4 separate regions of the Homo sapiens genome follow, and all the other regions are linked to region 1. A link is a loop called in an ENCODE intact Hi-C map of the cell type or tissue named here. Cell type or tissue: PC-3. All regions are shown on one strand. Links, peaks and the distances in the headings refer to the core of each region. The heading gives the core; the rest is flanking DNA. Region 1 overlaps KSR2 (kinase suppressor of ras 2). Region 2 overlaps KSR2 (kinase suppressor of ras 2). Region 3 has its middle 5.5 kb from the start of NOS1. Region 4 overlaps KSR2 (kinase suppressor of ras 2).

Evidence for each region. Hi-C counts contacts between places; a loop is a spot of excess contacts. Peaks named below come from ENCODE experiments on the same cell type or tissue, not always from the same donor. Only the 100,000 strongest peaks of a DNase experiment are listed, where the experiment ranks them.
Region 2: a loop joins it to region 1, with 4 times the contacts of the local background. A loop is called at or near these places in 2 of 110 quality-filtered maps.
Region 3: a loop joins it to region 1, with 2.4 times the contacts of the local background. A loop is called at or near these places in 3 of 110 quality-filtered maps.
Region 4: a loop joins it to region 1, with 10 times the contacts of the local background. A loop is called at or near these places in 2 of 110 quality-filtered maps.

What each region holds. Positions count from the first base shown.
Region 1 is chr12:117,486,025-117,493,645 of GRCh38, reverse strand. The region is part of intron 14 of KSR2 (kinase suppressor of ras 2); the gene reads left to right. Among named protein-coding and RNA genes, the nearest start is that of NOS1, 130 kb to the right of the region's middle. In PC-3, for the core only: no CTCF peak of the experiment used is centred there; a DNase peak (open chromatin) is centred at 6,185; H3K27ac peaks cover 1,866 bases.
Region 2 is chr12:117,833,952-117,841,572 of GRCh38, reverse strand. All of the region lies in intron 3 of KSR2 (kinase suppressor of ras 2), which reads left to right. It overlaps LOC105370011 (a long non-coding RNA gene), which reads right to left. Exons shown (of 3, transcript XR_945403.3): 2 at 7,336-7,408. Among named protein-coding and RNA genes, the nearest start is that of KSR2, 130 kb to the left of the region's middle. RefSeq lists an enhancer at 4,809-5,354. In PC-3, for the core only: CTCF peaks have their summits at 3,944 and 4,147 (motif pointing right); a DNase peak (open chromatin) is centred at 4,172.
Region 3 is chr12:117,363,355-117,370,975 of GRCh38, reverse strand. No RefSeq gene overlaps it. Among named protein-coding and RNA genes, the nearest start is that of NOS1, 5.5 kb to the right of the region's middle. RefSeq lists a promoter at 7,572-7,621. In PC-3, for the core only: a CTCF peak has its summit at 3,768 (motif pointing left); a DNase peak (open chromatin) is centred at 3,765; H3K27me3 peaks cover 14 bases.
Region 4 is chr12:117,583,483-117,591,103 of GRCh38, reverse strand. The region is part of intron 5 of KSR2 (kinase suppressor of ras 2); the gene reads left to right. Among named protein-coding and RNA genes, the nearest start is that of NOS1, 230 kb to the right of the region's middle. RefSeq lists an enhancer at 6,794-7,294. In PC-3, for the core only: CTCF peaks have their summits at 3,039 and 3,243 (motif pointing right); a DNase peak (open chromatin) is centred at 3,233.

The sequences.
Region 1 (7,621 bases), core at 4,871-7,370:
ATAGGCTCCAGGCAACACCTGTTCAATTACAACCTCAGCAGGTGTTGCAAAGGTGGAGTCCACAGTGCTTCAGGGACCTATTGGGGGGAGTGACCTAGTTGGAGAGGCCATGGGAGGCTTTTGAGGCAAGTGGGAAAAGCATTGCAGGCCAAGGAAATGGCAGAGGCAAAGGCTCGGAGATGGGCTGGTGTGATTGGAACTCCGTGAATGACAGGGAGAGTCATATGAGAAGAGGGAAAATGGTGTGTGTGAGCCAGACTATATGGGACCTCCAGGCACTGGGAGACTCTCTATCCAGAGAGTGCTGGGGAGTCATTGTAGCAGTGGAGTGACCTGATCAATTGTGCATTTTGAAGCAATCGCTCATAGTACTGGACGAAGAATGAACTGGGGAAGCCAGAGAGACAGTGAGGAACAGTTGTCGTCATTCAGGAAGAAGAATATTATTAGCAATAATATTCATGGTAATATTATTAGTGATAATATGAGCAGCTGGTGAAGGAGTAAACGCTTTAGCTGGACACTGGATGAAGCGCTTGTGTGCTTTCATCTCAACCTCCCATCTGCTCACGAGGCAGCACTTACTGCCCCACTGTCTTAGTGGCTTGAAACAACAAACAACAAGAACATGGTTCTGAAAGTCAGAAGTCCAAAGTGGGTCTCATGGAGCTAAAATCAGGATGTTGGCAGGGCTGTGCTCCTTCTAGAGATTCTAGGGGAGAATCCATTTTCTTGCCTTTTTCCAGCTTTTTAGAGGCTGCCTGCATTCCTTGGCTCGTGCCCCCTTCTCCATCTTCAAAGTCAGCGATGGTGGGTTGAGTCCTTCTCCCCCATCACAACCATTCAGCCCCCTCTTCTATCACATCTCCTTCTGCCTCTCTCTTTTGTCTCCCCCTTTGCTTTTGAAGACCCTGCGATTACATCCATCTGGCCCGCCTGGCTAATCCAGGATAATCTGTCTATCTCAAGAGTATGACTCAATCACATCTGCAAAGTCTCCTTTGCCATGTAGGGTAAATTTTCACCAGTTCCAGGGATTAGGATGTGGACATCTTTGGAGCCATTATTCAGTTCACCACACTCCTGGTTATAGAGGCAGAGCCTGTGCCCCCATGAGATGCAGTGTGCCCCAAGGTCGTGGGGGCTTCAGGTGACAGAGCTGGGCTGGGAGCCAGGGTGTCAGTCCTCAGAGGTGGCTGCTCCCAGAAAAAGCCCCTGCTCCCCACCTGGGCTTGGTGCTGAAGCGTTTGGAGGAGGGAAAGGACATGGCTGCCACAGGCATTCAGACTTCTGTCCCAGTCACTGTTTTGGCAGAATGAGCCAGTCTGGACAGAGGCCCTCAGAGACAAACCTTCTAGATGATTTTATCTCATTGTTTCTGACAAGCCCCTTTTAGGTTGGTTTATAATAAACATCTTGTACCCACAGTGCCATCTTAGCCAAAGGCTCTCTGTGTCACCTGAGATAGGGACTCAAAGGGCAGCCTTGAGGGTACTGCCTGAGGCCAGGCTGGGAGAGGTGGGGTAGCCTGCAGATAAGATGGAGAATTCCCAGGCCTTGCCCCTCTTCTTGGAGAAAGATGATTTTTGGTGTACAGAAATACCGAGAGGTGCATGTGTGCATGTGCACTAGAAGCTAGAGAGATACTAAATACACTATTGAGCCACTAAAACACTTTCTGCTGACCTCCAGATGGACTGTACTACCAGCAGACCTCGTTAATCTTCATTGCCGTAGGCGATGGGGATAGTGACATTACAGCTACCACTTTCTGAGGGCTTATGACATGCCAGAGACTCAGAGAAAGTTGTTAAGAAGCAAAAGATGGATTTTAAGAACATAGCCTCCAGATCCAGGTGGCCTGCATTCAAACCCCAGTTCCTGCAATTCCACGATTGGGTATTTATCCAGAGGAACGGAAATCAGCATGTCGAAGAGAGATCTGTGCTCCCCCGGTTCATTGTAGCACTCTTCACAATAGCCAAGATATGGAATCAACTCGAATCCATCAACAGATGAATGGATCAAGAAAATGTGGCATATAAATGCGGCGGAGTATTATTCAGCCTTAAAAAAAGAAGGAAATCCTATCGTGTGTGACAACATGAATGAACCTAGAGGACATTATGCTAAGTGAAAAAAGGCAGGCATAAAAAGACAAATACCAGCCAGGGGCAGTGGCTCAGGCCTGTAATCCCAGCACTTTGGGAGGCCGAGATGGGGGCATCACCTGAGGTCAGGAGTTCAAGACCAGCCTGGCCAACATGGTGAAACCCCATCTCTACTAAAAATATAAAAATTAGCCAGGCGTGGTGGTAGGCACCTGTAATCCCAGCTACTCAGGAGGCTGAGACAAGAGAATTACTTGAACCCGGGAGGCAGAGGTTGCAGTGAGCTGAGATGGCGCCACTGCACTCCAGCCTGGGTGACACAGTGAGACTCCATCTCAAAATAAATATATTAATTAAAAGACAAATACCACATGATCTCACTTATATGTGGAATCTAAAAAAGTCAGTCATAGAAATTGAGTAGAATGGTGGTTACCAGAGGCTGGGGAGTATGGGGAGTGGAGAGACTTTGATCAAAGGCCACAGAACTTCATTTAGACAGGAGGAATAAGTTCAAGAGATCTATTGAACATCATGGTGATTATAATCAATAACAATAGGTTATATACTTGAAAATTGCTGAGGGAGTAGATTTTAAGTGTTCTCACCGCACACAAAAAAATGTGAGATAAATACAATAGCTTGATTTAGCCATTCCATATGTATACATATATCAAAACATCATGTGCTACACAATAAATATGTACAATTTTTACACGTTAAATTCATCCCCGCTCTACTTAACCCCTGAGCCTCAATTTTGTCATCTATAAAATGAGATTGATACCATGCTTCATTAAATCATTGAAGATACCTTCAATTAGAATATTCACCATTTAGGCTGGGTGCAGCGGCTCATGTCTGTAATCCCAGCACTTTGGGAGACTGAGACAGGAGGATCACTTTAGCCCAGGAGTTTGAGACCAGCCCGGACAACATAGTGAGACCCCATCTCAAAGAAAAGAATATTCACCATTTATTTTATGGGCTACAAAGAAAGAAATGTAGTGCCAATGAAACTATGATCTGTCAATGATTGCAGGACACATTCTGATTTTAGAGATGTGCATCTTTGGAATCAACGAGATACAGCAAGAATACCCACTTTGTAAGACTCTTATCCTTAGGCTAGTGTCTGGCACATAGAATGTGCCCAGGACATGTCAGCCTGTATTGTTTCTGCTGTGCCCATTTTACAGACATGGAAACTGAGGTTGAAGTCATTTCTGAAGGTCACCCAGCAAGTAGTGAATGCTGGAGTCGGGATTTGGACTCAGTTTGTGCTCCTCTGTTCCCTTAGCTGTGATATCTAATTAATGGCTCAAGAATCATGTCTGATAACTGGGCACCCACACAGTGGAGGAGAAGATAGGAAGAAGATCGGGAATGGGTTCCCATCAAGGCTATGCATCCACGAGCTGGTCCTCTAGGTGTCCATATCCTCACCCATAAAATAGATATAATAGGGTTTGCTATTATATATATAGGGGTTGCAGCATTGCTAGAAGGAATCATGGAGGTGATATAGGTCCTAAGCACATACTCAGTAAACTTTCATCCTCTTCTCCCTTCCTTTCCCCACATCCCACACTGCGAGTGGCTTTTAGGCCACCATTATTAGTCATGAGGAATTCCAAGCTCAGAGCAGTTGCTGTGGACACTTGGACTGACTTGCCGGGGCCGCCCTAGCCTCAGTCATCCTGGACATCTGCCTGAGGCCTGCTCATCTTTAAAGCTCAGCTTTCATCTTGAACTTGTCTCCAGCTTTGTTCCTGATAAACATCCAGGTGGGCACAGCCAGGCCTGGAGCCCCAAATTCCTCTGTAGACATTGCCCATCTGCAAATACTCTTCACTGGGTAAAGACTTTAGAAAAGGATACCTTGGGTATCAGTGCCGCTTTACATTTTTTACAGATTTCAACGCCATACATTAATTATATTAATTGTTAATTCTTTCCCTGCTTACTTTTTTTTTTTTTTTTTTTGAGACAGGGTCTCACTCTGTGTCACCCAGGCTGGATTGTGGTGGTGTAATCTCCATGCACTGCAGCCTCTGCCTCCTGGACTCAAGAGATCCTCCCTCCTCAGCCTCCCAAATAGCTGGGACTACAGGCATGTGCCACTACACACAGCTAGTTTTTTTGTGTATCCTTTGTAGAATTGGGGTCTTGCCATGTTGCCCAGGCTCTGACTTTTTAAAACATTTTTTGGAAGGATAACGTACCTTCAAAATTATCCAGATCATAAAAGAACAGCCCAATGAGTTTCCACTAAGTATGTATCCATGTAACCAGCGCCCAAATCAAAACACAGAACACTGCCTTCCCCCAGCCCCCTAATAATGCTCCTTCCAGCACCCCCGCCCACCACACACACACACACACAAGGGCCATCACTGTGCCGACTTTCAGCATGTAGGTCAGTTTCATTTGCTTATGCACTTTATATAAATGGAGTAGTCTTGGGTGTCAGGCTTCCTTCACTCAACATTATGTTGGTGAGCTTTATCCATGCTTTTTGCAGTTAGCAGTAGCTTGGTTATTTTTATATAGTACAGCATGAACATATTTTGTTATAAGTATATATCATATTTTATCCACTTTTCTGTTGACGAACATTTGGGTTGCGTCTTAGTTTGGACTACCGTGACACGGTACTGCAGACTGAGTGGCTTAGAAACAACAGAAATTGAGCCTGTAGTCCCAGCTACTTGGGAGGCTGAGGCAGGAGAATCACTTGAACCCAGGAGTCAGAGGTTGCAGTGAGCCAACATTGCGCCACTGCACTCCAGCCTGGATGACAGAGCGAGACTCTATCTCAAAAAAAAAAAAAAGAAAAAAGAAATTTATTTCTCACAGTTCCAAAGGCTGAAAAGTCAAAGATCCAGTGCTAGCATGGGCAGATTCTGGGGAGGGCCGTCTTCCAGACTTTTGACTTCTCCTTATATCCTCATATGGCAAGGAAACAGCAAGAGAACTAGCTGGAGTCCCTTTTAAAGGAGCACTAATCCCATTCATGAGGCTCCGCTCTCATGACTTAATTATCTTCCAAAGCCTCACCTCCTAATACCATCACGTTGGGATTAGGATTTCAACATACGGAATTGGGGACACAAACATTCAATCCATTGCAGGTTGGTTCTAGTTTGGGATTTCAACAGATAGGTTGCTTTAACATTCTAGTGCATGTGTAGGGGTGAATATGAGAATTCATATCTGTTGGGTACTTACTTAGAGGAAGAATCGCTGGTTGTGGATTTGTATTAGTCCGTTTTCACGCTGCTAATAAAGACCTACCGGAGACTGGGTAATTTATAAAGGAAAGAGGTTTTATGGACTCACAGTTCCACATGGCTGGAGAGGCCTCACAATTATGATGGGAGGCAAAGGGGAAACAAAGGCACGTCTTACATGGTGGCAAGCAAGAGCGCTTGTGCAGGGGAACTCCCCTTTATAAAACCATCAGATCTCATGAGACTTATTCAATACCAGGAGAACAGTATGGGGGAAACTGCCCCCATAATTCAATTATCTCCACCTGGCCCTGATCTTGACACTTGGGGATTATTACAATTCAAGGTGAGATTTGGGTGGGGACACAGCCAAACCATATCAGGGTTATTTGTATGTATATTTCACTTTAGTAGCTGTGCCAAACTGGTGCGGTAGTTTCTCCAGAAGCTCTTGAGGTCATACGGGAGTGAGAGAAGCAAAGACTTCAGCAGCTGCTGAAGGGAAAGAGGTTGTAAGGAGGGAAAGAAGACAAGGCGTGGAAATCTGAAGCTTGAGACTTTCCTGCAGTTACCCTGAGCAGGAGAGTCCAGGGAGTCTTGGAGCCTGTTGGCGGTGATTTGCTCTGCGGTCTGCAGTGGGGAGGGTATTTTCTGGGATCTGGCCTGTGATGAGTGTAGGTGGCTGTTCAGGAACTAAGTACCCAGGGGAGGGACTCTGCCCACAGTCTCAAATATTGAAATGTCAACATGGAGTAATTGGCTGCTCTGCCCACCCTTCCTCCACCTCTGCTCCAGCAGCCACAGCAAATGCCCTGCCTGGGACAGCAACCTGGGGGATGCAGGGTCAGCCCTGACTCATTCTGGGCTGCCTCCTGCCAACTGGCTGGGTGACCTCCTCAGACATGTGAATCAGACTTTCTGTGAGTCAGCTACCCGGGGACTGTCGCCTTAAGCAGATGAAGAAAAAAATGTTAGTCAAAGATCATGGGTGGCTATCAGTGGCATTTTAGATTAGTATACGGATGGGTGGACAGATAAACAGTTGTGATATGTGTATAGATATATCACTTATATATATTTGTACAAGTGTATGTGTGTCTGTTTACTATTTTATTAATCACTTAACAACTTTTTATAATAGCCAGTGATCTCATGGAAAGTTACCATGAAATGTACTAGGCATAGAGAGGTGCCTACACCTTTACATGCCTGATTTCATGTGGTTCTCCTGACAACCCAGAAAGGCAGCAGCTGTTGGCCCCATTTTGCAGATAATAAAACTGAAGCTCAGAGAGGTTAATGCACCCACCCAAGGTCACACAGCCACTAAATGACAGATCAGGATTCTAACCCGTTAGTCCTACTCTAAGCCCCCATGCTCCTAACCACTGTGCTATACTTCCCACTGGATGCCAAGGCCTGTTTCCAACTCTTTTATCTCATTCAATCCTCGTATTCAACTACAGGGTTAAGTATTATTAGTTTCCTTTGATCGATGAGGAAACTGAGGCCCAGAGAGGTGAGGTAACCCACCTCAAGACATACAGTAAGTAAGGAGCAGAGCTGGGATTCTGAGATCCCTCTGATGCCAGCGCTCTTGCTTCAACCACAGGAAATACAATCTCAGCAAAGCCCAGTACACAACAAGGGCTCAGTAAACACCAAATGAATGAACACAATGCCAGGAGTATTTTAGCAATAACATCACAGGTTAAAAGAGGAAAATTCAAACTGTGATTTTGATGTAGATGGAAAATTAATTTTCACAGTGACGTTCTTTCTTCTTTTGGCCCACATTGGATACTCTGAGCCAGTCACGGTGCTAGGGGCTGGGAGTGCTATGATGAATCTAGAATTCATTCATTCAGTGACAGCTTGTGGGTGCCTGCTCTGTGCGTGCTGGGAATTGTGCTCACTGCGGAGGAACAGGACAGATGAGCATACAGGCAACTAAATGAGAAGGTGTTACTTTCAGTGCATAATGTCCTTTTTCATCCTGTCATTCATCTTAAACTACTGGTCCTCGAAATGAACTCAATGAGGCTGAACATAGTTTGAAAAACTCTTTATCTAGACAGGCGTCTGGTTTGGGGGTGGTATTACTGGTGTTTACACATCCCTGTCCAAACAATTGACTGCATCGTTTGCTGATGATACTTAATACACATCAGCCACCACTCTGCTGGTCTTTCATCACTGTCCTCACACACTGACTCCTGGTAAGTGCATGCAGCTGGTGTGAATGGCCAACAGAATGCTGTCTGAGTGGCGTCTGAG
Region 2 (7,621 bases), core at 2,606-5,105, 350 kb before region 1:
AAAAAGAAATTATTTAAAGGCTGCATGTAAATATCAAATAATATTGCACATTTGCAGAGCACCTTCAGTTTTAGGAAGCACCTGCATGCAGGTGATCTTGTTTTAGCCTCGCAACCATATGAGTGGTGGGCAGATTAGGCTGCACGCCCAGTTTCACAGATGGGAACATTCCCAGCAGATTTGACTCTCCATCAGTATCTCTGTCCTTCCCAGCCACGGTCCTGAGGGAGGATGGGAGGCTTCTGTGGGCGCATGATTATGTTTGAAACTTGCAGGGAACATGCAGGGGGAAGGCAGAAAGGGCAAGGAGGATGAAAATATTTGTTATTATTTGGAGCAAAATTATTCTTGCCTTCCTTTAAAATATGCTGAGGGGAGATGGCTCCAGTTCATTATAGTCATGATTTTCACTCAGGTGGCTTTTTGCTTTCTCTAATTATTTCCCTGATTACCAACTTATACACTCGTGTGAGAAGTACCCAAGCTATTGTTTGGGAGAGAAAAAGAAAGCACCGCATTGACCATAATTTGCATCCACATTGGTATGTTACTTAGCAATTTTTTTTTTTTTTTGAGACAGAATCACTCTGTCGCCCCGGCTAGATTGCAGCGGCTTAATCTCGGCTCACTGCAACCTCTGCCTCCCAGGTTCAAGCAATTCTCCTGCCTCAGCCTCCCAAGTAGCTGGGATTACAGGCACCCACCACTATGCCCAGCTAATTTTTTGTATTTTTAGTAGAGACGGGGTTTCACCATGTTGGCCAGGTTGGTCTCAAACTCCTGACCTCGTGATTCGCCCACCTCGGCCTCCCAGAGTGTTGGGATTATAGGCGTAAGCCACCATGCCTGGCTTAGTATTTTTTAAACAGCTGCATGGGGACAGGCGTGGTGGCTTACGCCTGTAATCCCAGCACTTTGGGATGCCGAGGCAGATGGATCACTGGAGGTCAGGATTTTGAGTCCAACCTGGCCAAAATGGTGAAACCCTGTCTCCACTAAAAATATAAAATTTGGCTGGGCATGGTGGTGCATGCCAATAGTCCCAGTTACTTGAGAGGCTGAGGCAGGATAATTGTTTGAACCCAGGAGGTGGAGGCTGCAGTAAGCTGAGATCATGCCACTGCACTCCAGCCTGGGCAACAGAGCAAGATTCCATCTCAATAAATAAATAAATAGGCCAGGTGTGGTGACTCACACCTGTAATCCCAGCACTTTGGGAGGCCAAGGTGGGTGGATCACCTGGGGTCAGGAGTTCAAGAACAGCCTGGCCAACATGGTGAAACCCCATCTCTACTAAAAATACAAAAATTAGCCAGGCGTTGTGGTGCACGCCTATAGTTCCAGCTACTCAGAGCGTCGAGGCAGGAGAATGGCTTGAACCCTGGAGGCGGACGCTGCAGACAGCCAAGATTGCGCATTGCACTCTGGCCTGGGTGACAGAGGGAGACTCCATCTCAAAAAAAAAAATAAAATAAAATAAAGTAAAATAAAATAAAATGGGAAAAAAGTCTGGAAGGAAATCCACTTGGATATTTAGCATAGCTGTTCTTTGGTTAAGGGTGATGATTTTCTTTCTTTTGCCCTTCTGCATTTTCTGTCTTTCTGGGCAACAAATAAGTAGTTGTGTAACTTAAATGAGAAAGTTTGAAGGAAAAGAATCCTCCTCGAACCCTGTTTGCTTACTTTCATCTGTACTGTGATACTTTCTTCTCTGCTGCTGATGCCTGGTGGGGCAGGATGCTCTGACCTCCCAGGTTTCAATGGTTTTCTCACTGATTCACCGTCCCTTTGCATCTGTTCAAAAGGAAAAACTTTCTGGGCTGCATCTTTCTAAAGTAAACCTTCCCATGGCTTAGGCAACTCCTGACCACTGCGGGGAGGATTTCCTTGATTGCACCTGTGTCGATCTTCGGCCATAGTCATTGGGCAGTTATCTTGTAGTTGCTTTGATATCTAAATCTCCCATATTAGACTGGAAATTCCTAGATAGCAAGAGCCATCTTTTAATAAACAAAATAATAACGATAAAATATTAAAAACATACTGAGTGTCAGGCGGTGTTCTGAGCTGATTTTGAGGGTTATTTCACTTAATCGTCAGATATCCCCATGAGACAGGGACTTTTGTATTCCCCAGTTTTCAGATAAGAGAATGAAGGCACAGAGGGGTGAACCATGGTACCCAACCAAGGTCACATGGCCAGTAAATTGCGGGGTACCAGCACTTGAGCTCGGGCTGATTCCAGACCGTACACTCTAAACGCAGCACTTTGTTCATTTCCTACAAACTACTTAGCATGGTTGCAAAAGTATCATTGAATGAATTAACGAACAAATGAACTGTCATAATCTAATCACAGAAATTATGTCCTTGGAGGGGAAGGTTGAAGCCTTTATAATTTGCCCTAGGGGAGAGAAGTGAAGCCAAAGCACTTTCTGTCTGTGTATCAGGAATGAGATCGTGTGGGAGGGATAGTGATCAGATAATGAGAGATTTTCTCTCTAAAACAGGGGTTGACCAAGTATAGCCCACGGGCCAAAGTCAGCCCTCCACCTGCTTTTGTAAATAAAGTTTTATTGGAACACTGCCATACCTATTTGTTTCCACTTTGTCTATGGCTGTTTTCACGCTGCAACATCAGAATTGTGTAGTGTGACAGAGACCGTATGGCCCACAAAACCTGAAATATTTACTGTCAAGCTTTTTAGAGAAAATGTTTGCTAACCCTTTTTGTAAAAGACCAAGCTAGAAATAGTGAGTGTCAATTAAAACAAATACATACATGTCTAAGTCAGGGGAGATTTTGGTCTGATGTAAAGAAGAACTTCCTTTTGGAGGAGGGCAATAAATACATGAAGAGGCTGGGGAGGCATTGACTGTGGAGAACTCTGTAGTGGGGGTGAATGAATATTTGCACAAGTGGTACAACATTTATAGGGGGCTGTAATTGATCAAGAACTTCCTATAGTAAGTGCTCAGGGGAAGGCAGGAAGGAGGCACACGCCCAGAGAGGGTGAGATGCCTAGGGTCACACAGCTAGTACCTGGTAGAGCTTGTGCTCAAACCCACATCAGTTTCACCCAAAACTTTCATTATACATGGTCCTGACTGGGCATGGTGGCTCACACCTGTAATCCCAGCACTTTGGGAGGCTGAGGTGGGCAGATCACAAGGTCAGGAGTTCGAGACCAGTCTGGCTAACACAGTGAAACCCCATCTCTACTAAAAATACAAAAAATTAGCTGGGTGTGGTGGTGTGCGCCTGTAATCCCAGCTACTTGGGAGGCTGAGGCAGGAGAATTGCGTGAATCTGGGAGGCAGAGGTTACAGTGAGCTGAGATTGTGCCATTGCATTCCAGCCCGGGTGACAGTGCGAGACTCCGTCTCAAAAACCCAACCCAAAACGTTATGCATGGTCCATTGTGCTGACTTTTGGGGTCTGTTCTGCATCAGACTGAGTTCTTTGGGGAGTGGGGACCACATCTCGTTGTCTTTGGAGTGCTGTACACAGATGCTGTCTGGATAGTACTCTCTGAAGGTCACTCCTATATAGGAGTCTGTGGCTTTCTTTGGGTGAGTGTGACCACCATCCTGATGGGATTCAGAAATGTGGGGTTGCCCTACACTCCGAATTTCCCCCACTGACTTCACTCTTCAAACAGGAAACCTTAAATGGTCCTCCTTTCCCCACACAGAGAACCTGTTGCTTTGAGTTGGGAGGGTGGGAGACGGTACTTCCCTACCCCCAACATCAGCCCTGTCCTTGGGAACAGAGCTCAGTTTAGCTTCATCATCTGATCATTTTCTTTCTTTAGCGCCTTTGTTTCTTTCCTTCTCTATCTGGTACTTTGTGGAGGAGAAATGAGGCAGACCAGCTTTGTAACCGGATACCAGGATGCTCTCAGTGGCTCGGGCTGACAGATTTTTCAAGCTCCACTTGTAAAGACCTTGTGCCATCATGATCACGTAGGGTGGAGGAACTGAGCGTCAGGGCTGCATTGTTGCTTTCAATCCTAGGCTCCTTGCTTGAAAAAGTTAGGGGCACGTAGCTGCTTGGCCGTAGACACTGGGATGCCTTTTCCTCCCAGTGTTTTCTTGGACACCATACGACCAGGGCCACCTCTTGATGGCGCAGTGTCATGTTTGGCCACCAGGAGGCGCTGCCCGATAAGCTTCCTTTAGCGGAGACGTCAAAATTGTCTTGAAATCGGTGCACAAGATGCATAGTAATGTAGAAACTGGCAGGAACCTCGGTCTGATCATCTCAACTTTTAAGTAAGGAAAAACTGAGTCTGAGAGAGGAGGAGGGCTTGACCCAGCTACAGCAGGGACTAATGCTGGCTTAATTCTGTTTCACAGACCGAGCTTTCTCGGCAGGCAGGCTGGAAGCCAGGGGAGACCCTGGGTTTCTTTCCCGGCTGGCCCCTAGTGAACGGCAGAGGCATCTATCAGAGCAGCCTACTCCGACGGGGCCTTGCTGCCACTCACCTTCCTTCCGCATTCATGTCATGATGCTCTTGCGTTGGTCTCCCTGCCACACTGCAAGACCAATTAAGAGGAGAAAATGAACTGTAAAGAAGGAACATTGAAATGCAGCCTCCAAATAATAACTAGTGGAGATGCAAAGGGAGCTCCGAAGCGACAGAAAAAACTCTAGGCAGTGGCTTCATTCCCTTGGGAGACATCTGGAAAGAGCTTGGGGCCCGGCCTGGGGCACCCCCAGCTGCATGGGAGCCCTCCCGAGAGGCTGTCTAAAGAATGGCTACGATGAGAAGTGGCTGGACTTGCTTCAGTTGAAATCAGTGTTCTGGTGCTTGCCACATTCCCTGCAGTGGGGTGCACTGATAAAAAAGACACGGGCCACAGTTGGCAAGGGGCTGGGCCTCCCGGCTGCGTCATTCAGCTGCCCTGGTTGGTTTGTGGCACAGTCAGGAAGGCATATGAGTCCTGAGCCTGGGATGTGAGTCCTGCCTGGGCCACGGGTCCAGCCTCTTCCCTATCGGAACCTCTGTCTTTGAAACAGGCATCATGATAGCGAGTCTTTTAGTGTTGTGATGTTTAAGGGAGGTGATGTGTGCTTTTGCCTCTGTCTGGGACAACCTCTCCATCTGAGCGGGACTTTGCTGTGCTCCTTTTGGCTGGGGTGAATTGGGAATCATACAACCCAAAGAGAATGGTGAAGTGAAAGGTTTCTCTCCATTTCCTAATAAGTACGGTGTTGGCATTGCCTGTTCTGCCTCCAGTATCTTTCTGGAAGGTAGATTCCACAGGAACTGAATGGTCTCGGGGCCCCAGAGCTGTTGAAGTCCACTCCATGATGGGTACCGACAGTTGAGGGTGTTGCCTGTGACTTCCATCAGGCCCTAAACTTGACGATGCTACTGCCCTGTGGATGGAAGACAGTGTTCTGACCCCTTTTAGTACTTTGGAGCAGAAAAAAGTTAGCACCCAATCGCAATCTTCTTTTAACATATTTGGGAGGTTGGGAAAAGTTTCCCAATAGTCTTTTATGGAAATATTTTTACTCCCCAAGAGTGGGCAAGTTTCTAGACTAAAGGGATTTTCTGTAGGGGGTTGTCAGTTTACGGAGGGTACTTCCTAACTGCAGACTGTCTGGAGGCTGTAGGGTAGGCGGCCTTGCTTAACAACAGTGCTCATCGTTAATCCTCTCTGATGTCAGTCATTACATCTCAGGTCCCAAGTAGGAGGTTTTCTTGGTGGTCTCCAATTACAGCACAAAAAGGGCTAGCCCCTAGGGTTTCTCAACCTTGGCACTGTTGACATTTGGGGCTGGAAAATTGTGGTGGGGACTGTCCCATGCCTTGGAAGATGTTTAACAGCATCCCTGGCCTCTACCCACTGGATGCCAGTAGCATCCAACCCCCTAGCCCCTGGTAGTGACCATCAAAAATGCCTACAGACACTGTCAAATGTCCCCTGCGGCAAAATCACTCTGGGCTGAGAGCCACTGGCTTGACTGATCCTAAGCGCTCCAGGAACATAGCCGCTTTGGTTCTAAGGAGGAGGATAATGATTATGACGACACTGACGACAACTTCTGTATTCTGAGGCCAGATGAAAGCCAGGAGCTTTTGTGAACACTGAGGTTCTGTAAAGCACAGAAAACCATAACTGAGTTGGGGTTTGGCTTATCATGCCCAGAGCATGGTTTTCCCAGGGGTCTTTAGTCCAATTAACAGGAACCAGATGAAAGCGAGGAACCGTGATATACCACCCTCCCTCCAACTCGCCATGCACACACATACATGCACCATCTCTCCCTGTCTCCCCAGGGACCTTGTTAAAACTTCCATCAGTTTTGCAGATAAACAGCTCCTGATCACCCATGAAAGGGGGCAACAGCAGACGGAGCTCAGGGCTGGAGGCAGGATGCTTCGGTTCTGGCTCTGCCCCTGACTTCTCTGGTTATGGGAGCCTGGGTCAGCCACATGGCCTCACTGAGCCTGGTGTCTTGGTCTGCCAAATGCCTGAGGACAGGATGGATGGCCCATAAGCCCCTTTTTCCCTGGACTCTGTGTCTCGGGTTCGATTTTCATGCCCAGCCAGTGAGCTGCCAGCAGAAACTGCATCCCTGCCCTCGAAGACGGCTCTCTGGTTTACCCGCACAGCTTCTAACTGTTGTTACTATTACTGCATTGATCCCTATATCCACTCAGTGACACCTTTTTTGGATTCTTTGAACATAAAAAAATTAATTCCCACCTTTGCATTTGTTTCTTCTGCCTGCAATACTGTTTCTGTGAGCCAGCTCCTTTTCATTATTTGGGTCTCAGCTCAAATGCTGTAGGAAGTACTCAGTGCATGGTATTAGTGTGATTATCATATATTACTATTAGTATGATTCTCATTGCTCTTCTCAGGCTGGGGAAGCACAGGGGCTGGGAAGCCCAGAGGAGGAGCCTCACCGCAGCCCGAGCAAGGTCAGGGGAAGTTTTCTAGGAGAATAAACCCCTCCATTGAGTTCAAAGGCTATGTTTGGGCTTCTCCTGTTGCCTCCTGGGTTGATTATTTTATTTTATTGCCTATCAAATGCCAAATCTCCAATCTACTCAGGACAGTTTCTTTTTTCATTCAAATCACCATAGCTCAAAAAAAATCCCTACCCCGCCCCCCACCCCCAGTATCTTTTTGGACCATTTTGTGATGTCAAAGCTGCCTGCAAACTTTCAGTATTGAAGTCAGTAACATACGGTGCCCTGGAAAAGGTGTACTTGTTTTGTTTGGATTTTGGAAAGAAGGACAGAGTTGTACTCAACTACATCCACTTTCCTTTGATCTTTGTACCACTGACCAGAGGGTGGAAGCAGAATTTACCTGAAACTCCTTTTAACTTCGGATCATGGTCTTTATTCAGCCGAGTCCTTCGGATTCTTGGGTGATGCCAGTTCTGTTTTTTTTTTTTATTTTTTTTGAGACAGGGTCTCACTCTCTTGCCCAGGCTTGAGTGCAGTAGCCTGATCTTGGCTCACTGCAACCTTTGCCTGCCAGGCTCAAGCCGTCCTCCTCCCTCAGCCCCCAGAGTAGTTGGAACTATAGGGGTATGCCACCATACCTGGCTAATTTTTTTAATGAAAATTTTTTTTTTTGTACAGACAGGGTT
Region 3 (7,621 bases), core at 2,510-5,009, 120 kb after region 1:
CACCTTGACAAGCCAACTGCAAGCCCTCTGAGGCTAGGACACGATTTTCTTTTCCATGCCTGGAGTAGCCAACACACTGTGCTGAAGGAATGAAAGAGTGATGGGGAGGGAGGCTGACTAGTGTCAAGAAGTGTGAAGGATTGGAGGCTTTACCCTACATGCAAGCCAACAATTTAGCTGCCGAGTTTTATGGATGTTGGCAGAAGACATGAGATTCCTGGGTCAGAGACATAGGATTTTATTACTCACAGCAACAGTAATAACCAGGGTATCAGCATTTGTGCCAGTTCCTCAATCCCCAACACAAAGAGGATCAGGTGACATGGATTGGATTACAAGAGAGGAAACCCCATCCTGTATACTGGACAAACCTGCCCTTTTTTCCCGAGATAGTATATTTATCATCCTGGAGAGTACACATGCCTGCCCTTTGCTCTGAATTGAAACATTATTTCTGTCTTCCAAAGCTGTTCTCTATATAAGCATCTTAAAAGGATAGTCTGATAAAAAGGCAATCAGTGCCTCTGCTGGCAAGACATAGAGAAATGCAAGAGATACATAATCTCCCAACAGATATGGATGGATGGAGGGATGGATGGATGGATGGATGGATGGACGGACGGACGGACGGACGGACGGACGGACGGACGGACGGACGGACGGACGGATGGACGGACGGATGGACAGATGGATGGATGGAGGGATGGAGGGATGGATGGATAGATGGATGTATGGATGGATGGATTGGTGGATGAACTTCTGGGTTGGTGGATGGATAGACGGATGGATTGTTGGACAGACAGATGGGTTGGTGGCTCGTTGTCTGGCTGGATAAATGGATGGATGGGTGGGTGGATGGATGGATGGATGGATGGATGGATGGATGGATGGAAGAATGGATGGATGGATGGATGGATGGATGGATGGATGGATGGATGGGTCAGTGGGTGGCTGAATGGATAAGTGGGTAGATGAGTAGGAGGATGAAAAATTGTGAGGAAGTCCTTTTTAAGCTGTGTTCCTGGAAGTCCTAAGTGCTCCAGGGGCTCCCCGAAGGAGGACAGGGCAGTCAAGAATCTTGCCCCCTGCTTCATGATTCCTCAATAGCTCCCCTTTCACCTATTTTATATACTGGCTTCTGCATACAATCCCATTAGAATTTTTTTAATGCCCCAGCTAAAACAAGTTTGAAAATTATTGATATAGATAACTGATTCCCAAATTTGAAAATGCACCAGAATCACTGGAGTCTTCTCGAAATGCAGATTGCCAGGCCCCATGCCCAGGGCTGCTGATTCACTAGGTCTAGAGTGGGTTCATAAAATTTGCATTTCTAGCAAGTTCCCAGGTGATGCTGGTCTGGGGAAAACACTTTGAGAGCCACTGGTCTAGAGAAATTGTCCAATTCCTCCATGCAATTGAATTCAGTAACTGAATGCCTGGGATGTACTGGCAAACTGCTAGGCATACTAGAGAACGTCAGAATAGATTCGGACATGGCTCCTACCCCTCAAAAGGCTCCTAATCTCAAAACAGAGGCCGGACCCTCACACTAGTAATAACAGGAGGAGAAGGAGCTACCATTTGTTGTGCAGGTACTACGTGCCAAATACTGTGCTAAGGGCTTCAAATCCACTATCTCATTTAATCAGCACAATCCTATGAAGTAGGGATTATCATTTTCCCCAGTTTTGCCAGATGAGAAAGCTGAGGCTCAGAAAGGGTAATTAACTTGCCTAAGATTGCACAGCTAGGAAGTAGCAAAGCCCAGGACTGACTCCAAAGCTTTCATATCACGCCCGATCATTGCACCCTCCCCTCTTCCACACAATTAGAGAAGAGTCTAAGACAGTTTGCTCGCATGTCTGTTTGAATAAATCAAATGTCAAAGCATATGAAGCTAACAGAGCTCTAGGCTGTCAGGCTGTGGAGAAGAAAATGGGTTCTCTCATTAAGGCTTTAAAACTCAGGGTGAGGCCAGCAGGATCCCTTTCCATGGTTCTGGGCAGTGTAGGCTGCAAAGCGTCAGCACACTAGCAGGCTTGGTTGTTACGGCCTATGGACTGTGAGCTCATCTGACTTCCCCATTGGCACTGAGTGCTTCATGAGCCAGAAGCCTGCCTGGGGGTCTTGGTTGCCCCAGCCCCCTGGCATAGTGCCAGGCATGTGGACCACCAGAAAGAGGGGAAAGAGAATGATTATATGTATGCTAGAAGATGCCAGGCCAATAGCTCTCAATGAAAGCTGAATGAAGAAGCCAGATACACAGACAGATTAAAAACAGAACAGCTCTGAGTGAGCTCAGAGCTCAGCTCCCCAACCTTCCCCCTTGACCTGCATGACAGGCAGACCCCAAGACACTGCTGGAGAGCCCAAGGTGGTCCTAGAACAGAGGAAGAAGCTATGCTCCAGTCTACCACTTCTTAATTTTATACATGGTGAAGTTAAGGCCCAGAGGGAGGAGGGGACTTGCCCAAGGTCACACAGCAGATGGAGGCTAGAGTCAAATAAAGAAGTCAGATACCCTGGCCCTGGTTTGGGAGCTTTCCAGAACACTTACCTCTTCCTCTTTCAACCACCTCCCCATTATCCTCCCCTAGGGACTGGTCTCAGAATTTGCCTAATTCTTAGAAATAAGTCAACCCATGTCATCTTTTTTGCACATGTCTGTGATATGGTGGGGAGGGCAGAATTGTAAGAGATCTCTGCTTTCATCTTGAGGGGATGTCACTGGTGCTGAGAAGCTCTGTCATTGAACTCCAGTTATCTGCTGAGCAAGGGTAAGGACCCAGTCCAGCACACTGGGGTGGCCTTACCAGCTCAGGGTAGCCAACTTAGAACCAGAAGACAACCTGCCTCAGTTTCCCCTGGAGAGCTTATTAAAAATACAGCCTCTTGGGTACCACCCAAGAGCTATAGACTCCCAGTCTTTGAGGGCAGGGTCAAGGAGCTGGTGTTCCCCTTCTCAGGGAATTCTTATACATCTGAGAGTTTGGGAGTCACTATTTTACATTCTGATTAAGACCTTCTTTGCCACTCAGACAGCTCCACTAACCAGGCTGAAACCCATTTCCTTGGTCAGAGCTCCTATACTAGTGGCCCAAGTGATTTAGTTGGATGGAACGCTATTTTGGAAACATCTGAATGTGAATGTCTTTAGGAGGGGCATGTGCTCCAGTTAGCCACAGGCTCCACTACTCCCTGATGTCTCCCACCCAGCCCACTTCATGTTCCCTGGAAGTATGTACATTTGCAACACCGGTTAGCACTGGCTTCTCTCTAACAGTGCCTTCAAAATGCAAATACTTTGACCAGCCCTTCATACCCCAGTGCAATTTAGACCATCAGAACTCCAGGCTTAGAGAATTTTTGCAATGTGTTGCCTTTAATTGGGGCGAGATGACCAGGGAATTCTGTAATGAGGGTGAAGGGAATAACCGAAGGACTCAATTGAGGGTATGAAGAACAAACTTAGGACTCCTCTCAATGTTTTACTTGGTCCTCTGGTGTGCTTGCAACCCCCACCCCGTTTCCTGCCTATGCCCTCACATTCTTTTTAATGCCTTCTCTATGTGGACAGATGCTGGGAACTAGGAGATGCAGACAGTTTCTGGGGTGATCCAGCATTCTCAACCCACCCAGGTCAGCCCAGCTTAGCGGGGACCTAGGTTCTGGTCCTGAAAGCTGAATATAGGAAGCCATGGACCTACCTGGCTGGTCTCCGGGAAAACAGGAAGGCTACAGCGAAGGTTTAGCGCGCCATCTGTTGGTCATTTAGGAAACTGCATCTCTGACAAACGGTCTGCATAGAGCTTCAGGCATCTGCAAATTTGCCAGCCGGCTCTCAGGCAAGAAATTGTTTTTAACCTTTCCAAGGTCTCACACCCTTTAAAAAGCCGCTGCACACTTATGAACCTTCTACCCCAGCAAAACGCACTTGCAATTGATTTTGCATATAATTCCAGGGACTTGGCCATCTTCAGGTTAAGATCTTCTGAGACCCAGAGATGCCAAGGAGTTTCCTTGAGCTCACATTGCACATTAGTGGAAGTGCCAGGTCTGGAAAGCAGGTGTTCCAGCCACAAATCTAGTGTTTTTAATGCTCAGGCTGCCTCTTTAAGCCTTAAAGTGTTCTTCCCTCTTTATTCTCTGCCAGAGTCCTGTAAATATCTGGAGGAGTCTTTGACATGCCCAGAAACTATAATGCTCCTACCTCTCCTGGGGGTTCTGGGCTCTCAGACAACCCTGTTCGCTGTTCATTTTTCCTGGGTCCTACAGAAGCATGCCCCCGGCCACTTTAGTGACACCCACTTTGCTCTTAGGAGGCTCAGACCCTGCATCCTGAACTGGGAGTTAGGACAGGAAACTGATCTGTCACTGATAGGCTGCTGCCCCTGGATGAATTGTCAAACCTTCCTGGATCTTGGCCTCCCCAGTGTAAAACGCTAGGTTGGAGGCAGCCATCTCCAAGGGCCCTTCCTTACTCTAACTGCAGAACTGACCAATGGGTGCCATCCTTCACAACAAGCAGGTCCAAATCACTTTCCCAGCCAAATACCCAGAGACAGGGTCAAAAGCATAATTCCTTTCCAGAATCAGAAGCCCTGGGTGGACGGGGCTGCTTAAGGGAGAGAGGGGACCTACGCACCATGGGAACAGGAAGGACACAGAGGAGGCACCCCATGGGTCTTCCAACACCTCCAACGGGCCAGCAAGGCAGGACAATGAGGCAGACCAAGGGGCATTTCTTGGGGATGAAGTAGTGTGGGAAATGGTAAGTGATGGATAAAGGGATGGCTTGGTAGGTTCAAGGGCATAATGCAGAGGACTAGGTATATAGTTGGTGTCTAATAAGGGAGACATTGTCATCACATAGCTGAACCCCAGCTTAATAGTAAACTCTTCTTCTACTTATTTAAACAAACATTTGTTCGGTTTTTGGTGGGAACAGAGGTTCTCAAACTTGAGCATGCATCAGAATTACCTGGCTGGCTTGTTTAAAATGCAGATTGCAGGGCCCCACCCTGAGGGTCTAATTCAGGTGGTCTGAGGTGGGGACTTGGAATCAGCATCACTAGCAAGTTCTCAGGTGATGCTGACCTCATCATTCAGGGAACACGCTTTGAGAACCACTGCCTTGGAGTGACGGATGAGACAGACCACCCTGCCCTCATGAGGGCATTGAACAAGTAAATATCACAGAACTTGTATGTTCTGAAGAGGGACATGCAGAGTGCTTGGGGCTGCTCCCAAGTGGGGGAGTTCGCGCTAAGACTTGAAGGCCGAGTAGAGCCAGCCCAGGAAGAGGGATGAAAATTTTGTGAAACACTTACTTAGAATGTGCCAGGCTCTCTCTCATATCGTTCATCTGCTCCTCCCAGTCAATGTCAGGAAGGTAGGATTAACGCCCATTTTACAGATGAGGAAGGTGAGGCTGAGAGAGAGAAATAACTGGCCCCAGAACTCATGGCAAGAAAGAAGCCCAGGTCTGTTTGTGCACAGGACACCTACCAGCAGCCACATCCCCTCTGCTGCACCCCCAGGAACCCCCTTCTTCCCAGGGGAGCTGCCACCTGGACACAGCTGCCGGACCCGGCCAGCCACACTCTGTCCATTTCCGCCCCCTGAAGCGCTTCAAGTGTTTTCACTGCTGGGTGAATTCAGCAGATGCCTTTCGATCACAGCCTATTAAATTAGCCCCTCTCTGCAGCCAAAAGAAGATAATTATGTTTTCATTAGCCCTGGATAATGTATTACCCCCTCAGTGACAGCCACGTCAGTGAGGCCAGCCTCCTCCCTTCCTCCTCCTGCCCAGGGCTCCGCCAGAGCACTCCACTCCCCTGGGGTCCACCTCTGCACTGAGGGGTGGGCACCAGTGAGGGTCCAGAGTGGCTGGGAGGCTGGGGGGGAAGGGACACCCTTTACACCCATCCACCATCCATGCAGGGGTTGAGGGGTGTGGTCCTGAGAGAAGGACCAAGAATAATTGTTATCACGGTGACCATTTATGAAGTGCCTGCCCTACGCTGATGCCTGGATGGGTCTCAGCTGGTTTGATCTTCCAATAGCTCGAGAGAAGGGTGGCACAACCCTCATCTCCCCCTGAACCCCAGAGAGGTCCTGGTGGAATCAGGTTATTGTGACAGCCCAGAGCAGCTTCCAAGGCACTACACCCAAGGGGCATTTTGGGGACTGTCCCAAGGCCACCTGGTTGATGGTAAAAGTCTCTTCCCTCCACTTGCTGGGGATCTCTGGAGACACTGTCCGTACTCATGTGGTAGGGGTCCCCAAACACCAGGAGCCACTCTCCCCAAACCCTAGACACTCCCCAGATGGCTCTGACATCCTCCCTCTCCCTCTTTCTCCACAAGACAGCGGCGAGGAGGCAGGAAAAGCTCCACTTTGGGGTCCCGAGTTCTAATATCTGCTTTACCACAGATTACCTGGGTGACCTGGAGCAAGTCACTTTGCCTCCAGAGCCTCTATTTTCTCCCTCTGTAAAATGGGAATAAGAAAGGGAGTCATTTCTTACCATTTTTATGATGGTTCAGTGAGTTATACCTATTAAATGCGTGGCTCAAAACCAGCAAAATGGGAAGTGCTCAACAGAAGATGGCCATTGTTCTCTTTACTACCGCAACTAGTGTTGTCCATAGTTCCCGTTAATCCTGGGGAAACCACCAGAGGGAGGGAAGGGAAGTATCTGGCTCTGTCTGTCACTGTCCGTCTTTCTCTGTATCTCTGTCTCTCTTTCCTGTCTCTGCCATTCTCTCTCTGCCAATCTCTCTCTCTCTCTGCCAATCTCTCTGCCAATCTACCAATCTCTCTCTGCCTCTCTCTCTTCTCTTACTCTGTCTCTCTTTTTCTCTCTGCCAATATGTCTCTCTGTGTATTTTTTCTTTCTGTCTCTGCCAATCTGTCTCTCTCTCTCTGCAAATCCCTCTGCCTCTCTCTTCTCTTACTCTCTTTCTGCCAATCTGTCTCCCTCTGTTTTCTCTGTCTTTCTCTCTGTCTCTGCCAATAAGTCTCTGTCTTCCTGTCAATCTCTCCGTCTCTCTCTTTTTCTGTGTGTTTTTTCTATCTCCGTCTCTGCCAATCTCTCTCTCTCTGCCAGTCTTTCTGTGTGTTTTTCTATCTCTGTCTCTCACTGTCTCTGCCAGTCTCTGCTGTCTCTGTCTCTCTCTTTGTCTATAAATCTCTCTGCCTCTCTCTCTTCTCTGACTCTCTCTGTTTGTGTGTGTGTGTGTGTGTCTGTCTGTCTGTCTTCGTCTCTCATCTACACACACACACAGAGGGCACCTCATGGTCCCTGGCTCCACCCGTGGGCTCTGAGGCTCTGTCTTCCCAGATCTCTGTCTCAAGAGCTACATTCTAAGGCTTTGCTTTTAATCGCACCAGGGCACCTGGAAGTGAGGAGAGAACTGAGGGGAGTGGGGTTTCTGTCCCCCTCTCCCCAAACCCAAGCCAACTCTGCCTTCTGCAGGCACAGCCAGCCTTGGCCCGACCCCACTATCTCCACCATCTCGTGGCCGTGCATCCCCTCCCAACCACCCTTCTCCCCAATTTCAAAAAAGCTTGTGCTCCCAGAGAGGAAGTGCCCCTACTCTGAGCTTCTTTTGGC
Region 4 (7,621 bases), core at 1,795-4,294, 100 kb before region 1:
TGCATGTCCTCCTTTTCTGGCTCTTCTCTTCTGCAAAACGGGGATCAAAACAATGCACCTCACAGGGTGCTAGGATTAAGTGGGCAGTGGGGTGACACAAAGTGGTTATACGTATTTTGGCTTGGAGACTACAGACCATTTGTGTAAGGATTCCTACCATGTAAGTGGCAGAAGGGGATCTTGAATCCTGGTCTTCTGGCTCCATGGAAAAAATCTTTCTGCTGATTAGCCAAGAAAATGAGTTTCATAGCTCTAAATCAGGACTTGGCACACTTTTTCTTTAAAGGGCCAGGTAATAATTATTTTTTGTTTGGTGGACCATACTGTCTCTGTTACAACTACTCCTGTTGTCATAGACAGTGTGTCAATGAGTGGGTGTGGCTGTGTGCCAATTAAACTTTATAAAATTAGACAATGAGTTGAATTTGGCCTGAGGGTCAAGTTTGCCAACTCTGGCACTAAGTCATAGTCCGTACAGAGCTTTGTCATGTTCTAACTGATGTGTTAAATTCAAGAGGCAGAGTGATGATGACAGTGACAAAAACAATAATAACAATACTACATCAGGCACTTGGCAGAGCACTGTTCCAATTATATCACCCCACTTAATCCTCCTACCAATCTTATGAGGGAGATACAATGACCACTTTTTTTATAGGAGAAACCGAGCCTCAGAAAAGTAAGAGTACCAAGATCCCATAGCTCGTAAGTGGCAGAGCTGGTGTTTGTCACAGGTGTGCTCACGTCAAAGCCCCATGCTCTCTCTCCCACACTGCACTGGGCAAGTTGATTGCCCTTGAGGCCCTTCCTGTTCAGAAATAAAGTATGCTACTCTGTCTCCAGAGGAGGTCCACACTCAAGGTCTTGTCTCTAACTTAAACTCCACACATGCATGAATTGCATTGACCCTAATACTTGCATTCCTGCAGTGGACAGGAACTGAGGCCATAGTCTCAATAGCTTAGCCATTGCCCATTGTTTTGTCTCAATGTCATGGGAGCCCCAGGAAACTTCTCTGAAATCCCTGTATATGATCTCTTCCATCAAGAATCCTTGCTCACCCCTAGCATCTCTTATCACTGTCAGTCCCCTCTGCCTTATTTCTTCCCCGATGACATGAAACCAAAGCCCACCCTGGTCTATGCACTCACCAGTTTCAAGGGATTCCAGGGAAGCCTCCATAGCCATCAAGGGCCCCAGATGATGATGTTTGGATCTTGGGAGGTGAGTTATCATTGTTTCAGGGAGAAAATTATGTCCAACTCCATGAAGAAGCACTTGGCCCTGAAGCATCATGGAGCTGTAACCTTTAGAAACTGCACATAATTAAAATACTTTCAGATCTGATATATTTGAGTTGGATATTAAAGCAAATAGAGTTATCCTCTGCTATGTGAATGATATCATGAGCAGCTTTAGTCTAGGATTGGTTGGCGCCTTGGATAAATCAGTGGGATTTTAGCTGGTGACTGGCCTGTGACTCCAAAGAAAAGTTTAATGATCTAAGTTTTATTAGTTTCAGTTACCTTTAGGCCCAATGAATTTGCTAGTTGATTTGAATGCAACACCTCTGCTGAGTTCTCACTCAGTCTGTCATGTCCCTGGGCTGGAAGCTTAAGGGCAGTTTGGAACTTCCAGTTCCTTTGTGGTATTTCTGAGGATGAGCTCTTGGGTTCAAACCTGAGCTTTAGCACCTAAAAGGGAATTATGGAGACTAAGTGAAATAATACAACTAAATCACATAATCTAGGTCCCACTGGGTAATAGGTGCTTAATAAAAGTTAGCTATTATTTTTAATAATATTATGTGCTCAGAGGTCTTTATCTCCATGGAAACATTTAGGGTAGAGTAGCTCCTTATTTATCCAACAGGGTTTAGCGATTCAAAGACTGCAATAAACTATTTCTTGTGGTCCTTTTCAACTCTAGACTGGCATGGCTTTTAAGATAATTTTTACATTTATCTCAGAAGGGGACATGGTATGGAGCTGGATAGAAGGCTTTAATTTTATAGGAAACTGGGTTCAACTCTAGAGTTCATGATATTTGGTGAACTTTAGCTATATGACTTTGAACAATTTAGTTATCCTTACTTTCCTTATCTGTAAACTATGGATACAAACTCATAAGATTGTGTGGATTAAATGAAGACATAGCTGCAAGATACATACGGTAAATATGTCTGAGCATTGCTCTCATGCTCAGAATACTCTGTGTGCATTATCCCACTTAGTCTTCAAACAACACAATGAGGTACAGTGGGCACTGATATTTACTCACAGTTTTTGCCTGAGAACACTGAAGCTCATGGGGTTGTCACTTGCCCAAAGACACACAGCAGGTCACATCCCACATCTACCTCAATTTGCCATCTGTGAAACAGTTATAATGTGTACTTTCTTCCCTACCACACAGAGTATTTTGAGGATAAATAAGTTCAGATTTGCTCTGAGTCTGATAAAGTTATCTCTACGATCTCTCAGGGCCATGTAAGTTTCTCATTAATCGGAAAAACACCAGGTTCAGCCAGGACTTGACTATCGGTCCATTCATTTGTTCATTCATTCATTTGTCCATTAAACACACATTTAATATTCTTAGAGCAGATCCTGAGCTCAACACTTGGGGATACAGTGACAGATGAGACCCAGGCCCAAACCCCAAAAGCTCCCAGCCTAGTATCGTTTGTCCCCATAGCAGATAAATCGCAAAGAATAATTTTTTAAAACTGGCTTTGCCTTCTTCCCATGGCTACCTTTTTATCCTCCCCTGCTTGGGTTTGGGAATGCAAATCCCATGAAAATTTCTTCAGGAACTGTCCTCTAAGATCAGTCTATGCCACAGCAGATATTCCAGTGCTACAAGTTGGTAGGTTTGGGACAAAACCCTTCTTTATGGCCAAGGAAGTAAAAATACTCTGTTGGCTTCTGAAAAATAATACAGGCTGTGGGGCCAATGAGTACACCCCCTTTGCTTTTCCCAGGGACATGGAGGAGTGATGGGATGTGGATTTTTTATGAGGGGCTGTGGGTGGGATCATGATAGCTCCGGTGGGAAAGGCCTGTGCTGGGAGAATGACCTTGGGAAGGAATGGTCTTGTCAGGGTTAGAGCTGTAGCATTGGACCTGGGTAGGGGTTGGGGTGATGGAGCATTGATGCAGGGATAGGGAGGCGGGGAGGCCCTCCCTGTTTTTTCCAGTTACAGCCTGGCAGGCTATTTTCCCCTCGACCGCCAGAGGGAGCTCTTAAATGCATACTGCCCAGCACAGCGTCCTGCTGCTTCCATTCTAACGCACATCGGGGCTCCCATTGCCTTAAAACAACCCCAACGTTGGTACGGTTTCATTTTCCTCATGGACTCTTATTTCTTGGCTCATTTACTTTCTGATTTCCCCCTGTAGACTCTAAACTCGGGAAACATGGTTATCTCGTTCACCGTATCCCCTTGAAACCATGCCTGGAACAAGATAGGTGCTGTGTCAGTTTCCCATGGCTGCTGTGACAAACGGCCACCAACTCAGCGGCTGAAAACAACACAGATTTATTATCTTACAGTTCTGGAGGTCAGAAGTCCGAAATGGATGCCAATGGGATTAAGATCAGGGTGTCGGCAGAGCTGGTTCCTTCTGGAAGCTCTAGGGGAGAATCCATTCTCGCCTTTTCTAGTTATGTGCCTTGGCTGCTGTCCCCCCTCCTCCTTCAAAACCAGCAGTTGCATCCCTCTGACCTCGGCTTTCATTGTCATGTCCACTTCTCTGACCTCTGACTCTCACCCTCCTCCCTCCATCTTATAAGGGCCCTATGGTGACATTAGTTCCACCCGCGTAATCCAGGGTAACTTCTCCATCTCAAGATCCTTAACTTGATCACGTCTTCAGCATCTCTTTTTGCCAGATAAGATAACATACTCCCAGGTTCCAGGGATCAGGACGTGGGCATCTTTTGGGTGGGAGAGGAGCATTATGCTATTACATCACTTCCCAGGCCTCCTTGGTCCTTCCCAGACAGAGGTAGGTAGGAGGCCTTGGCAGTATAGGATGGGTTGAGCAGGGTGTTGGAGGGAACTCTGGACTAAAAGCATCCAGTTTGTTTCTGTCTGCAGTTTAAATCCCAACTCAGTCACTTATCAGCTCTAGACAATTGCATATTGCTTCTAAGCCTCAATATTCCCATCTGTGAAAGGGAGATGAAATTCACTTCCATTAATTGAGCCACAGCTCAATTAAAAATCCCTGTTCTGGCATTTACTTGCATTTACCTTGGGCAGTCGGGATAACTTTTTAATTTCCTTGTTGAAATGGCACTAATGATCATGGCTGATACGCTATGTGTGTGTATACTCTGTAGTGTTTGTATTAATGGGATAATATATGTCAAGGGTCTGTCTGTTTGACAGTAGTGCTTGGCACACGGTAACACAGCAGACAGCAGATTTACTATATTTTTCTTTCTTTCTTTCTTTCTTTCTTTCTTTTTCTTTCTTTTTTCTTTTCTTTCTTTCTTCTTCTTTTTTTTTTTTTCGGAGTTTGGCTCTTGTTGCCCAGGCTGGAGTGCAATGGCGCGACCTTGGCTCACTGCAACCTCTGCCTCCCAGGTTCAAGTGATTCTCCTGCCTCAGCATCCCGAGTAGCTGGGATTACCGGTGCCCGCCATATACAAAAATAATTTTTTGTATTTTTAGTAGAGACAGGGTTTCACCATGTTGGCCAAGCTGGTCTCGAACTCCTGACCTCAGGTGATCCACCTGCCTTGGCCTCCCAAAGTATTGTGATTACAGGTGTGAGTCACCGCACCCGGCCCTATTTTTCTTATTTCTTATTTTCTTCTTTCTTCTCCTCCTCTTCCTTTCCTTTATCGTCACCCATTTTTACCTGTGTCTCTGTGTATATCCTCACGTATTTTTCCCATGCCTAGCTCATCCGTCAGGGAGCTTTCAAATTCACCAGGTCAGAGCCTGATTTTTCATCAAGAAGCTGTGTGTGGTGTGGATGCTTTGTTAATGTTGGTTCCTGCTGTTGGGCCTTCTGTTTGTCCCTCTGACTGCTAAGGTGATTCCAAAGACCAGGGTTCCTGGCTTTTCCCTCTTCTGTGCAAAGCCCCTTCTGGGCAGATGCATTTCTCAGAAGACATCAACAGCAAGACCTGTGCAAGGGGAGAAGAATCCTCCCTCCTTCCACCTCTTTCTCTTTCTATGCACTAGAAATGAAAATATCTACGGAGAAATGTCTATTATTCTACTCCTGAGACCATAGGCACCAGGGATGCACAAAATTCTGCCTCTGTGTCTGCATGACTTGTTATCAGAAAATTAGAGTAGAAAAGAAGCTTTTGTTCAGCTATGGAGACATCTTAATAGGTGCTTTGATTGTTAAGCAGAAGTTTCTGTATCGGTTTAATTGCTGTAAATGTCGTTTGCCTTCTCTGTTATGATAAGGCCTGGATTTTCATATATTTTTTCCCCTTCCCTTTCAACAGTTTTCCATTGCTTTAAGGCTTGCATTGGCAAGTTTAATAAAATCCAAACGAAGAAAGCAAAGAGAGGATCTCAAAGTTCAAATCTTCTTGCCCACGTAGGAAGCTGTGTGGAGGTTATTATTGCTTGAGACTAATGATGCTGCAGCCACTTAATGCAATTGACAGAATTCACCCCTTCAACCAGATATTGGGAAATGAGACCAAACTACTAAACTTAATTACATCTATTTTTTGAAGGGAGCTGTAATTGAGAATAACTGAATAACTAGGCTATGAACCTAATAGTGAGATGTGCTTATAATAAAAGAGGATTTGTTCTCTGCTGAGTTGAGCCTCAGAAGCACCATCTGGGGGATTTTTGATGGAGAGGTGGTGATAATAAGGGAGGGAGTTGGCTAGACAAGCAGAGAAGCATCTAGATCAGGAATTCTCTACCTTGATGCTATTGACATTTTGGGATGTTTAATTCTTTATTATGGGAGTCTGCCCTGTGCATTATAAGATGTTAAACAGTATCCCTGCTCTCTCCCCACCAGATGCTGGTAACACACACACACGCACACACACACACAGACACACACAGTGTGACAACCAAAAATGTCCCCAGACATTGCCAGATATCCCCTAGGGGGAAGAGCACTCCTCTGGTTGAGAACGGGGGTGCGGGGGCTCCTGGAAGACTTTCAAACAATTGCAGAGTTATTCATTGAGAATCTGCAGGTGCCTGGCTGTGTGGCCTTTAGCAAGTCACTGCACTTCTCTGAGCTCCTTTTGTTTTCCTTTGCACAACGGGAATAATGATAGCCTGACCACACAGAGGGATAGCTTCCAGGTATAAAATGCATAGCATAATCCCTAGCACCTACTGAGTAATCAATAAACTTGATGTTTCTATTATAATAATCTTGGATTCAGCAAACATGTATTAAGTACTTTGCTTCAGGCACGATGCTTTGAGGTGGTGATGGAAAGATGAGATGTGGTTCCTGCTCTTGCAGAGGTGGAAAATGTATGTGGACCTGTTGGTACAATCTTATTCTTCACCCGTGGCAGACATTGCTAATCAGTTTCAGTGCCCTTTCCTGTTGAGCCTCAGAATCCATTTTAACACACTTCTTTGGGCAGCCACTACTAGTGGCCCCTGAAATGAAACCCATTTAGCACTCCTAGTTTTGTAGATTTCCTTGTGAGGACGCTAACCCTTCCTCTCCAGCGCCATCCTCCCATTCCCACCCACCCCTCGCACTGGAGAAAGCACCTTAAGGAGTTAATGGGTGGAATCCCTCCTCCCACATCTGACTTCAGTCCCCAAAAGAGATAGGAATGGAAAGAATGCTCTCTTAAAAATTTTTTTTTCTCTTGTCTTTTCTATTTCCCTCAGAAATCGAAACAAGTAGTAAAATGTGCTTGAGGTTGATGACATTTAGTTTTTAGTTAAACTAAAGGAATCCCACGGGCTATAATTCTGATTGATAAATCATGCTGTCTCCCTCTTAGGTTTTCTCTGCCCTTTGGGGCTTGGAAAATCATTAGCTCTCTCATAAAGGATCCCAGCTTTACAAGGGCAGAATTGGGATTTCTGGAAACAGCTTTCAGACGGCTGCCGACGGTGTCATTAGACAGAATAGAGGAGCGAGTAGGTTGGGGGTTAAATGCTCTGTGATAGGTTCTGACATGCCCGGCTCCCCGAAGAGAGTGCCACTCCATAACAATTGCTGTGAAAAATGAGGCATGCATTTGCAGCTCCAAAAACAGGGAGCTGGCTCCATCCCTCTGGCCTGAGAAATGAGAACGGGCGTGTAGGGTCAGGCACTTGCTTCTTCTCTCCCTGTCCCCTGGAGATTCCACAAGCAGGACGAGTTCCTTGCTGCCGTTGTTTCACAGCTCTCTGGGGCCTGCAAGCTCTGCCAGGAGGATGGTGTGGGCAATGGGCAGTAGGGCGGAGGTGGGACCTGGTGCACAGGGTCTTTGGGAGAACCAGAACTCAGTCTGTAATGGAGTGATAGTACAGTTCGCTGAGATTTAGCCTAAGGGATGAAAGAAGAGACCAGATGGGGACAGGCATCTCATCTGAAGTCATTTTTTTGTTTCTTCCTCATTCCCATTCATCATGCATCCACCCACCCACCTGTCTATCCACTCACCT